Regions from separate parts of the Homo sapiens genome. Here region 2 is linked to region 1. Evidence: chromatin contacts called from ENCODE Hi-C data. All regions are on one chromosome and are shown on one strand. Each heading gives the region's core, a stretch centred on a gene start or an enhancer-like site at or near the end of the contact. The rest is flanking DNA. Distances are from core to core; before and after follow the strand shown. Region 1 holds the start of PRPF18 (pre-mRNA processing factor 18). Region 2 holds the start of RSU1 (Ras suppressor protein 1).

Region 1 (5,625 bases), core at 2,008-4,507:
CCTGAAGCATGTTAAGGATTGAGAGCCACTGTATTGAATCATAGAGCTTTTCTTTGCTGTTTAAGTTACATTCCATCTTTTAGGGCAGCCACAAAACAAATCCAGGTGATCCTGATTCAATTTGGCATTTCCCTCCAGTCTCCAGAAATGACAAATAATTTCCTAGGATGAGTTACCTCTACAGAGGAATATCTCATCAATCCTGTACTGATTTTTACCCTTTTTTCTTTTAGAAGATGACTGATTTTTAATTTCTGAAATTATAGCCACATATACACTATTAAATCTTACAAAATTTAACTTTTTAAGGTCTATTTCTTGATTCCCCAACTAACTGGCTATCTCTTTGTGGGCAGGGTCTATGTTTTGGTTTAGGTCACAGAAGCTAATGTAGTATAGAGCTCATATATAAGATATTTAAATATTAGATTGAATAACTATGGAAATTTAAAAAATTCTTTATCTAATTCTTTGCTTTCTTTTATACTCTTCAAAATTTATCATATACAATGTCTAAAATAGACATGCTAGAAAATTTATAAATAGTCTAAATAATAATTAAACAGAAAAAGACTGATACCTGAATTTTCCCCCCATATTATGAGATTTGTACCAAATTGTGGTAAAAAGCAGAAAATAAGAATCCCCAATTGTTCTACTGTCCAGATAAAAACTTGATATTTTGGTATGTTTCCTTCCAATCAATGTTTTATTACGTCTATATGTTTTTGTTAAGAAGCATATGTCTATGTTTTTGTTAAAAAGCAGAGACTATATGCTATAAAGTTTCATTATGCTACTTTTGGACCGAACATTGTATCATGAGCATTCCCATACCATTGAATTTTTAAAAACATGGTTTTTAATGATGCCATGTTATTTGGTTGTGTGTATAAACTATATTTTATTTAACTATTCCTCCATTTAGAACACTTGGGTTGTTTCCAATTTTTCATTTTTATCTCTCATTTATTTATTTTTGTTTTAGAGACAGTGTCTTACTCTGCCACTCAGGCTGGAGTGCAGTGGTGCGATCAATGCTCACTGCAGCCTTGAACTCCTGGGTTCAAGTGATCTTCCTGCCTTGGCTTCCCAAAGTGCTGGGATTACAAGTGTGAGCCTCTGTACCCAGTCCCAATATTTCACTTTTTAAATAATGATTGTGATGAAATGGGATGCATGTTTTTTTAAATGAATATGGTCTCTCTTAGGGTCACGGCGATTTGTTCTTTTAAGTGTTTCTTTTCTTTTCTTTTTTTTTTTTTTTTTTTTTTTTGAGACAGAGTCTTGCCCTGTCACCCAGGCTGGAGTGCAGTGGCGCGATCTTGGCTCACTGCAACCTCCGCCTCCCGGGTTAAAGCGATTCTCCTGCCTCAGCCTCCTGAATAGCTGGGACTACAGGTGTGTGCCACCAAGCCCGGCTATTTTTGTAGTAGAGACAGGGTTTCACCATGTTGGCCAGGCTGGTCTCAAACTCCTGACCTCAGCTGATCCGCCTGCCTTGGCCTCCCAAAGTGCTCGGATTGTAGGCGTGAGCCACTGTGCCCGGCCTCTTTTAAGTATTTCTAAAAGCTCCTGGATATCTTTTTTCCTTCCTTTTGAATGGAAAAGCTTGCTTGTCAGTTGCTTGTTCAAGTATTTCTCTCTATCACTCTTTGATCTCAGGCCTTAATCAGGATTCAGTGCACATGTTTACATAAACGTAGAAATCAATGAAAGTCTAAAATGTAAGGGGAGGCTGTTAACTGTAGCTAGTAACTTCTCTGGTTTACACTGACAGTTTCCCAGGTAGCCAGCCGTTGTGTTCTCTGTAAACTTCCATTGCTGTTACTGTCATCTGTCTTAACCCTTCAGGTTTTTTTTGTGTCTAACAATCCCTAATCCCTAAATCAGGAAAATGCTAATAAATTATTATTTGCTCATTGATTAGTGAGGGAAACCCATATTCATGCAAGAGTGTTGCCATATTTAGTTCAAGGACATTTTCCTGTGTTGGCTTATTTCTGGCAAAAGTCAGGTATATTTTATTTTATTTTGTTTTGTTTTTGAGACAAAGTCTTGCTCTATCACCCAGGCTGGACTGCAGTGGCATGATCCCGGCTCACTGCAACCTCCATCTCCCGGATTCAAGCAATTCTCCTGTCTCAGCCTCCTGAGTAGCTAGGACTATAGGCACCTGCCACCACGCCTGGCTAATTTTTGTATTTTTAGTAGAGACGGGATTTCACCATGCTGGCCAGGCTGGTCTTGAACTCCTGACCTCAGGTGATCTGTCCACCTCGGCCTCCCAAAGTTCTGGGATTACAGGGGTGAGCCACCCCGTCTGGCCTCAGATATCTTTTAGATGAAGTATCACCCCCCACAAAAGACTTTCTAAATTGAAATAATTCAATTGTTCATTTTTTTGTTTTGTAAAGCATTTTACCCATTATCAGCTGACTCAACAAAATGATATTTCTTACCTTTTTTGAGTAAGAAAAACGAAATGTCAAATATTGTTCAATTATGATTTCACAAAAACAATTTTTAAACGTGCTTCAATGACATGAAAAAAATAAGTCCACTGTAAACAAATGTTAGGGACTTAAAAAATCTCTGACATAATTTTTCTCTTCAATTTAACTTTTTTTCCCTTGGGTTGGATTTAAAAAAAAAAAAGGAATTTCTGATTACATCTCCAATCATGTCACTGAAAAATCTTGATTGCTGAACACATGACCAAAAAATGATTAGTTAGCTTGAGGTAAATGTTCAATTATCACCAAGATTGGTAAGCAATCTAAAACAGAGGGAGTGAAGATAAATTGACTTCCAAACTGCTTTAAATGGTTGTAGTCGTTTAAGTTCACAGGAAATTTAACAGGCTAGTAATGAACAGACAGCCCTTTCACTCTATTGTTACAAGTTAGTATTATTGTTTAGATTTTTCTCATCCTTTTGCAAATTTTGCAAGCAAGTAACTTCAGAAACCCTAATGTAAATTTCCAGTTAATAAAGATCTTGATTTAACTGGCATTATTGAGGTGTTCTTCGAGAGGCTTTTGGAACTCAACTAGCAGGTGCAGAGAGTACTACAAAGACCCGGGTTTCCGTCCACGTTCACGTAAACCTCCCTACGAGGGGAAACTACAGGCGCGCTGCCGGAGGGCGCCGCCAGTGGGCACTCACGCACAGCTGCTTTGGCCACCACAGGCGCCCCGGGCCACTCTCTTCCCTCATCTCTCTCATCCCAGCTTCCGCCGGAAGCGGCTCCTGTCAGTTGTTCTCAGGTGTTTGGGCTTGTTGTTCCGTATACTCAGTGGGTTCGCGGCCGCCGGCCCAGTGAGGCTGGGTTCGAGGAGCTGGAGCGGGAAACTGGAGCTTAAATTCTGGCGGCGAGATGGACATTCTGAAATCAGAGATCCTTCGGAAGCGGCAGCTGGTGGAGGACAGGAACCTGCTGGTGGTGAGGACCCTGCGGTCGTGGGGGTCGGGATGTAAGAGTGAGAGTATGTGTGTCGGGGTTTTGGGGTGAGGGTGACGATACTCAGAGGATTCGGGGCGGGGACGGGGCTTAGCGAGTGTCCTGCCACTACCCCTGGTAGGCCCCCTTAGATCCAACCCTTGGCGTCTCACTGTTGAGGCTGGAGAATAGGGTCTGAGAGCAGGGAACTTGAGTACAATTCGTGCTGACTTCCCAAAGCTGGATCAAAAGGAAAACACCTGGGTCTGGGGGCGGGAACCTGAGGCCAATTAACGCCCACGTCCAAAAGCCAAACCAAAAGAAAAATCCTCATCTTCCCACCACCGAGTAGCAAAGGCTTCAGGCTGCGGCTCTCCCCGCATCCCTGCCTTTCCACCACCTCTCAGATGGGAAGGGAACGTGCCCTGCATTGGCCGTGGGCCAATCACGGGCCATCCCTTCATCTGCATAGGGCGCCAGTTCACCTCAGTCTTTAGCCACAGACCGAACCCTTCATCCAGATACGGGGTAGCTGATAGGGACCTCAGAAGGAGTACCTAAAACCCGGAAAACTTTGTAACCGGGGCCTCGAGCCGCTTGCTCGGGCCCACTCACACCCTGTGGAGTGCTTTCTCGCGTTCATAAGTCCCTACTTTTGCTGCTTCATTCCTGTGTTTTGTTACTTTTTTTGTGCGTTTTGTCCAATTCTTTGTTCAAAACGCCAAGGACCCGGGCAACTTACACTCACGGCCTTCTTTCCGGTAACCACTTGGGAGCCTTAGGGATGCAGGTGTGGGAATTGCAGGAAAACCCGAGGCTTTGTTTGTTTTCCCCCGACTGACCCTGTTTCCCTCCAGTTTACCTAACTGCCCCCTATCCCCGCTCCTACCTGTTGGCATTCTGCGGACGTGCCCCAGTGCTCCTGAGAGTTCCCTTCTGTCGCCTTACGAAGGGTTTGTGCCCAACTGAAACATGGAGGAAGGGCCGCCGGGCGCGGTGGCTCACACCTGTAATCCCCACACTTTGGTGGGCAGATCACCTGAGGTCAGGAGTTCGAGACCAGCCTGGCAAACATGGTGAAACCCCGTCTCTACTAAAAACACCAAAATTAGCTGGGCGTGGTGGTGCGCGCCTGTAATCCCAGCTACTCAGGAGGCTGAGGCCAGAGAATCACTTGAACCCGGGAGGCGGAGGTTGCCGTGAGCCGACATCGCACCACTGCACTCCTGCCTGGGCGACAGAGTGAGACACCGTCTCAAAAAAAAAAAAAAATTCCTTCTAGCCAGGTGTGGTGGTGCGCGCGTCTAGTCCCGGCTGCTTGGGAGACCAAGGCGGGAGGATCGCTTGAGCCCAGGAGTTCAGGCTGCAGTGAGCTATCATCGTGCCACTGCACTCCAGCCTGGGTGAGAGACCGAGTCCCTGTCTCTAAAAAAAAAAAAAAAAAAGTAATAAAATTCCTTTCTAATAGTAAATCCCAATTTTTTAAATTCTATTCCTCCTCCTTCTCTCTTCTTCAACACATGAAAAGTCTGTAGGCCTGCTCTTCACTGATGGGAATGCTAAGACTCTTTTGGAAAGGTACTAAAAAGGGGGAGAAAGAATTACATGATTTAGGAACTTCCTGAAGATGATCTCCCTTACTTTATTGTGTAGCAGTAACTTAGACCGCTGGTTCTCAAAGCTTTTGGTCTCAGGACCCCTTCACACTCTTAAAAGTTACTGAAGATCTTGAAGGACTTTTGTTTATGTGTTATTTCTATCCGTATTTACCATATTAGAAGTTAAAACTGAGAAACGTTAAAAATACTCACTGATCGATCATTTGGAAAACATTGGGTTACTGAATTATGCAGGTCTCCCACCTGTTGACACATTTCATTACAAAATATGAAAAGATCACTTCATTTAATATCCACTGATCTGAGAAACATCTGTAAGCATTAGGAAACTGTCAGGCTCCTGATGACAGATCTAAGTTCACCACACTTAATTTCCACTTGGAAGCTGGAATTTTATCATAGGCAACAAATATTATCAGTTATTTTCTTGAAGTGATCTGCTCACTTTGTTCAGTTTGGGGAAGTTGTCTGCCAAATACCCAAGTCTGAAGAACCATGGTTTGCCGGGTGTTCTTAAGTGTAAAAATGGTATTCCGTGAAAAAGCCAGTTTAGCTTGCAACTCA
Region 2 (5,625 bases), core at 1,275-3,774, 3.2 Mb after region 1:
GCCATTCTCCCCATTTATAAATATTACATAAAGTCTCCTCTTCAAAAGCCGAAGGGTACAAAGCTCCTCTGCTGAAAGCAGCCTCTCTTCTACCTGGTGAGAATGAGTGCTGTAGGGAGGAAGGCCATGGGGCCAAGGTTCCCGCTATGCATCATCTTCCCTATCCCCTTCTCTTTCTCCTCTGTATCAACAGTGCCCCCAATAATGACCATGGTCATGGCAGAGCCGGGCAGGCGCAGCAAGGGGCAAACTCAGATATCCAATTCCAGAGGCATCTGCTCAGTTGCTGACAGCAAGGACCCTTACGGAATGCAAGAGACCAACACACACCAAGCCTGAGAGGCTAACTAGTACACAACCTAAGTTTAATGGCACGTATTTTCATAAAGCCTACGAAACGCAAATCTACGTTTCCTCCCTTTTCCTTCTGCCAAGACATATCAATAGCATCAACTCCAACCTCTGTCCCAGGCAGGTTTTCGAACCGTGAAAACCGTGAATTCACAGTAAACCTGACTCTGCAGTTCTCTCCATGCCTAAATGGCTATCCATCGCCTTTCAGGGTCTCCTGAACATCTCCCTTCTTCTCTCTTGTCACATCCTGGAGTTGATATCCCAAACTCACAGGCCTAATCCATCATTCTTTCATTTTCTTCATTCCTCAACTATTTTTGAGCATCTACTGTGCTCCAGGCACTATTATTAAAAAAATGCAAGCATGAATATTGCACAGCTTTTGTCTTCCCAATGTCCCAGCAGAGAAGAGAGACTTCTAGATTAAAAAAGAAAAAAATCAGTACAATCCTATGTGAGAGGAGTCACAAAGCAATACACACGACCACCTTCACAGAGGAGGGAAGGGATATGTTAGCCTGGTGCAGACGGATAAGGTTTTACACAGGTGGTGATGTCTAAGCTGACTCTTAGAAGTAAAAGGATTTCAGGTGCAAACGACTGAGAAAGAGGGAAAACAGAATTTGTAAAGGCACCAAGATCTGAACGAGTAGGCTCTGGTCCAGGAAGGGCAACAGGTTCAGAATGGCTGGAATGCCAGCTGCATGGAAGGGTAAGGTTGTGTTCAGATTCAGAAAGGCCTTGTACATCACGCCAAGAAACCTGGAGCATTACCGTCGATAATGGACAACCTGGAGAAGTGCGGAGAGGGTTTAAACCAAAGCCACGTCAGCCTGAAGAACTGCTTTAGCTCACTTATCACAGGTTTTTCAAATATTAGAATTAGTAGCCAACATCTAAAAATTAGCAAATTTCACATAAAAATATAGAATCTTGGTTCCTTTAAGAAAATAATCTGGCACATTGGGCCAACATTCCTATGGTGACATGTGTCTGAGTAGCAGGTGCAGCAGCTGGCCCCTTCAAGTGGGACACCTATCACCTAGTTCATAACCGCCCCTGACCGCCCTCACTTGGAGGCATGTGAATCTGCAATCCCTGGTTTTAAGGGAGAGGGTAACACCATAGACAGGGGTTACAGGAAAATGACACTGAAAGTGACCCAGTGATTAAACTGGGCAGTGAAACTGAAGGCAAGAGGGCAAGTTAGGAGGATTTCACCACAGCATGAGGAGGTGACAAAAGCCTGAACCAAGTTCGGAGAATAAATACTCAGAAGAATGTAAAGATTCAAGAAATGCTTAAAACGCTCCAGGCACAAGAATGCTTATTAACCATGGAACTTTTCTGTGTCATTTGTTCATGGACAAAGACTGTATTAGGAGACAGGAAGAAGGACTCAAAATTAATTTTCAATTTATAATTAAAGTGACTATTAAGCAAACTGTGGAAAATCCACCTCAATGCCATACAGCAGAGACAACCGATGAGGCACAGCTGTCTGTGTGATTCTCATCGTGGACTCTCAGGATCGTTTTCCAGGTGGAACAGAACAAATCCTACTGCAAACCCTCTGCGCGAAGCCCCTGACAAGTGAGGTTTACAAGCAGGGGCTGGGGTCTAAACCAGTACAATCGCTCACAGCAGGACCAGCAGTGAATTGGCAAACTTAGAAAGCCTTCCAGCTCATCCACGGGAGAGTCCTGCCCGAGAACTCACAGAGGCCGTTGACATCCAGCATGTTGGAGATGCCCCGGTCACTCATGTCCACCTCGGGCTGGTTCTTCTCCCGGCTCTCCTCCACCAACTTCTTCAGAGACTTGGACATGGTCTGCACCGAACAACAACAAAGCACGTGGGCGATGACAGCAAGCGCAGAGGCGGAAAGGCAAGAGGCCTTCGCTGCCACTCTGAGGCTTCCCCAGGGTTGGAGCGGGTGGGCGTCCGAGGGCGTCCCAGGGGCTGGTCCGGGTGCGGGGAGGGGATGGAGTGGGAAGGGTTCAGCCCCGCTGCGGCCACGCAGCGAGAAGCAACCCCAAGTGCAACACCGCACACACTCACCACGGAAGGTAGCCCCTAAGACGATGGGCGTGCAACCACAAGCTTCGGCAGAACGCACTCCAGCTGCCCTCACTCCCTGCAACACCGGCACTGAACAGCGAACACGCCCTGTCTCGGCGCCCCGCGCAGGCGCACACAGCGCCGCTGCCAGCTCCACGCCCGACCCTACCCATATTAGGAGAACAGCTCTCCAGACGTGTCTCCAGGGCCAGGCTCCGCCCTTAAAAGTCTGTGGAAGAGGCTGGCTAATCACGTTCGTTATTCGGCTTCGAGACCCCGCCCCACGCTGAGGATAGTTTATCCCGGTGGCGTCCACCCCACGGTTTGGGACGCTGATTGGGCCGAAGTTGGCGCGTGCGCAGTAGACTTGGCGCAAGCTCAGTTGATGGGTCGAAGCCCAGAGGGCTGTGGGCGGAAGTGGGGAAGTTTGTGGCGTGACTGTGTAAGGGAGGGTGGTGGCTCAGGGTGGGTGTTGCGAAAGCTGGAAGTAAATTGCTTCCGAATGTTTCGCTTGTGTAATAGCCGCTCCACTCGCCAGAAGTTGCTACCCTGAGCCCGTCTCCACAATGTGCCTCTGAGGGACCTTGTGGGGCACGCAGTTTCCCGCCCTATTAAGAGCTTCTCCAGGCGGGGATTCCGGCGCGGTCTGCGTTTCCCCAGCGCCCTGCTGGAAATCTTTTTTGACAGGTTTCTAAGGCTGGCTTTTAGCCTTTTTACTTGTAGCTAGAACCTACAAGTAAAACCCTACTATTTTAAAAGTCATTTGAAAACACCACTAAAGCGATGTGTCTTTCCCAACTAGGACTTTTACATTTGTGAAACATGACGTTCTGGCTTCCAGGAATCTCTTGCTTTCTCTTCCAAAAGCAACCAAATTTTAAATTCTAGAGAAACTGTTGCCCTCTGCCTCCCTATTTCCTGACCCAGTCTCAGTCACCCAGCAACATCCTGTGCTTCTCTCACCAAAAACCCTGTCCTGAGAGACTATTTTATACTATGGAATAAAAATTGGCACCAGGCACTTTTCTTCTACTGGTCACCTAAATTGATGATAAGACGGATGCCACACATATGCATTTATATATTGTAGATTGTAGCAGGGATCAAAGCCTTAAGGAGATGTGGTAAAATAATGTAATTATATCTCCGAACCAATTGGATAAAAAAAGGATCTGCACTCTTAAATTCGAAAGCAGGTATTTCTTGCTTAAAAAACATTCCAGATGAAAGAGTTATTCCTCCATTAGTCTTCTTTGATCTGGAACCGTCCTTGGCTTTTATGTTTATTGAACTAGACATTATTTAAGAATACAGACCAGGTATTGTGTGGAATATCCTTCAAAGTAAGTTTGATGTTCCCTTTCAGGTTATGAATTTTTGGAGAAACACCACTAAAGCGATGTGTCTTTTCCAGTGCATGATATCAAGGTACAGATGGCATCGGTTTCTCCCAGTATAGGTGATGTTCACTTAAATAAGGTAGTGTCTGCCAGGTTTCTTCACCATAAAGTTACTATTTTTTTCTTTATGATTAAAAATAATGCTGGGGGGAGGTGCTACTTGATTACACCCCATTCCTCATCTAATTTTTACCCACAAGTTTTAGCATCCACTGATGATTTTCTAACTTCATAATTTCATCAATACGTATTAGTAGGTAATCTCCTAATACATTTATTTCTTGAATCATTAACTCTTTTAAAGCAAAAGTCCTGTTTTGAAGCAATCAGAATTTTTCTTATTCTATCAATTTCTAATAGTGAATCTTGCCTAGGTAGGCTGAAGACATACAGTACCTGTGTTAGTCGGCTAGGGCTGTCGTAACAATATACCACAGCCTGGATGGCTTAAACAACAGAAATTTCTCACAATCCTGGAAGTTCTAGATCAAGGTGCCAGCAGATTTGATTTATCCTGTGGCCTCTCCCCTGCCTCGTGGACGACTGTCTTCTCTTGGTGTCCCTCCAGGGCATTTTCTCTATGCAGTCACACCCTTGGTGTCTCTTCTTCTAAGGACACCAGTCCTATTGGACTGCCGGCCTATAATAACACCCTGCATTTGTTTCATGAATGTACTCTCTTCTCAGGTATCACCGAGGATAATAGTTTTTAAACCTCTCTTCTGTTCACTCAATTATGTTTCTTCAAGGGTCCATTCTTACGTGTATTTATCTAGTCTTTTCCCTAGAAAAGAAAGATTCTTCCCCTCTCTGGTGATTGATTCTTGGTTGTTCTTTTGAGTTCAAGTGTGAAGATCTGAACTGGTTTTTCTAGATAGCTGGAGTGGTCTCTTGTTTGTTTGTATTGTTTTCCTCCTAGATCCCTAGACTGATAGTCGAATTTCTTCAGAGGCAAGAACCCAGTATTATGCCTGCAGGTCATCACCCGGCTACCTTTGCAGGTGGAGGGAAATGGTGGATTGTGAGTGCCAGTTAGGGCAACTCCCTGACTTTGGTTTTAGCCCCTCACACTGCACCAGCCAGCCCCACATCCAGGTTACACCTGGAACAGAGAGTCCCAGCCCTCCTGCATGTCTCTCTTGAAGTTATTTTGAGCTGCATGCCTCCATTCACTTCTGTTTCATAGGAATTTGTTTTCACTCCTGTTTGAGATAGGAAAAACCAAACTGTTTTTGCTACTCTCCACTGGCTCAACACTTCTGACACCAGAGAATCCCCCACACATGAAACAGTTCTCCAGCAGACACCAGCTCGGTGTCTTACAGTTTAACTTAATTCTGACACTGTCTACCTCAACTTATAGTCAAATCCCACAAGTTAAGGGTTCATTTCCACAAGACTTTAGGTTGACTGTCACCTACACTTCTGACTGACCAGCTATAAATCAGGGTTCCCACACCCCCTTCTCAGGTTTGATTAATTTGCTAGGATGATGGTTAGCCTGTCCAGGGTCCTGATTGCTAGCAGTGAAACTTCATGGTGACACAATTTGGAATCAGGAAACTTATCCCTTGGCCACTAGATCTGGGAAGTTGGCTCAATGTATGTTTCACCAGATAAGAATATTAAGGTTTTTGCCTCAGGACTGGCTCAGGAAATCAAGCAAGATGGAGCTGGGAAGTGTGCTTTGTGAAGCTGGGAGACATCAGCTGATAGTCTTGTATGGCTGTCTTGTTCTCTGCTTTATCCTCAGTGCGCTGAGTACGTATCACATAGCTGATGCTCAATAAACATTTGGAAACAAGTGAAT

What was found. A loop is a pair of places that touch in the nucleus more often than their neighbours do. Pooled maps may share reads with other maps.
Region 2: a loop to region 1 is called in a map of HepG2, with 25 times the contacts of the local background. The contact joins the promoter of RSU1 here to the promoter of PRPF18 in region 1. A Hi-C loop is called at or near these places in 3 of 168 maps with a recorded cell type or tissue (CD8-positive, alpha-beta T cell, HepG2 and naive thymus-derived CD4-positive, alpha-beta T cell) and 5 of 50 pooled maps.

Annotation. Positions count from the first base shown.
Region 1 is chr10:13,583,708-13,589,332 of GRCh38, forward strand. It overlaps PRPF18 (pre-mRNA processing factor 18), which reads left to right and starts at 3,258. Exons shown (of 10, transcript NM_003675.4): 1 at 3,258-3,445. The coding sequence starts at 3,380. RefSeq lists enhancers at 3,213-3,552, 3,728-4,323.
Region 2 is chr10:16,814,900-16,820,524 of GRCh38, forward strand. RSU1 (Ras suppressor protein 1) reads right to left here and starts at 2,525. Exons shown (of 9, transcript NM_012425.4): 1 at 2,416-2,525; 2 at 2,074-2,185. The coding sequence starts at 2,182. LOC105376435 (a long non-coding RNA gene) reads left to right here and starts at 2,800. Exons shown (of 3, transcript XR_930708.3): 1 at 2,800-2,857; 2 at 3,782-3,843. RefSeq lists enhancers at 2,004-2,163, 2,834-2,943, 2,974-3,063, 3,094-3,143.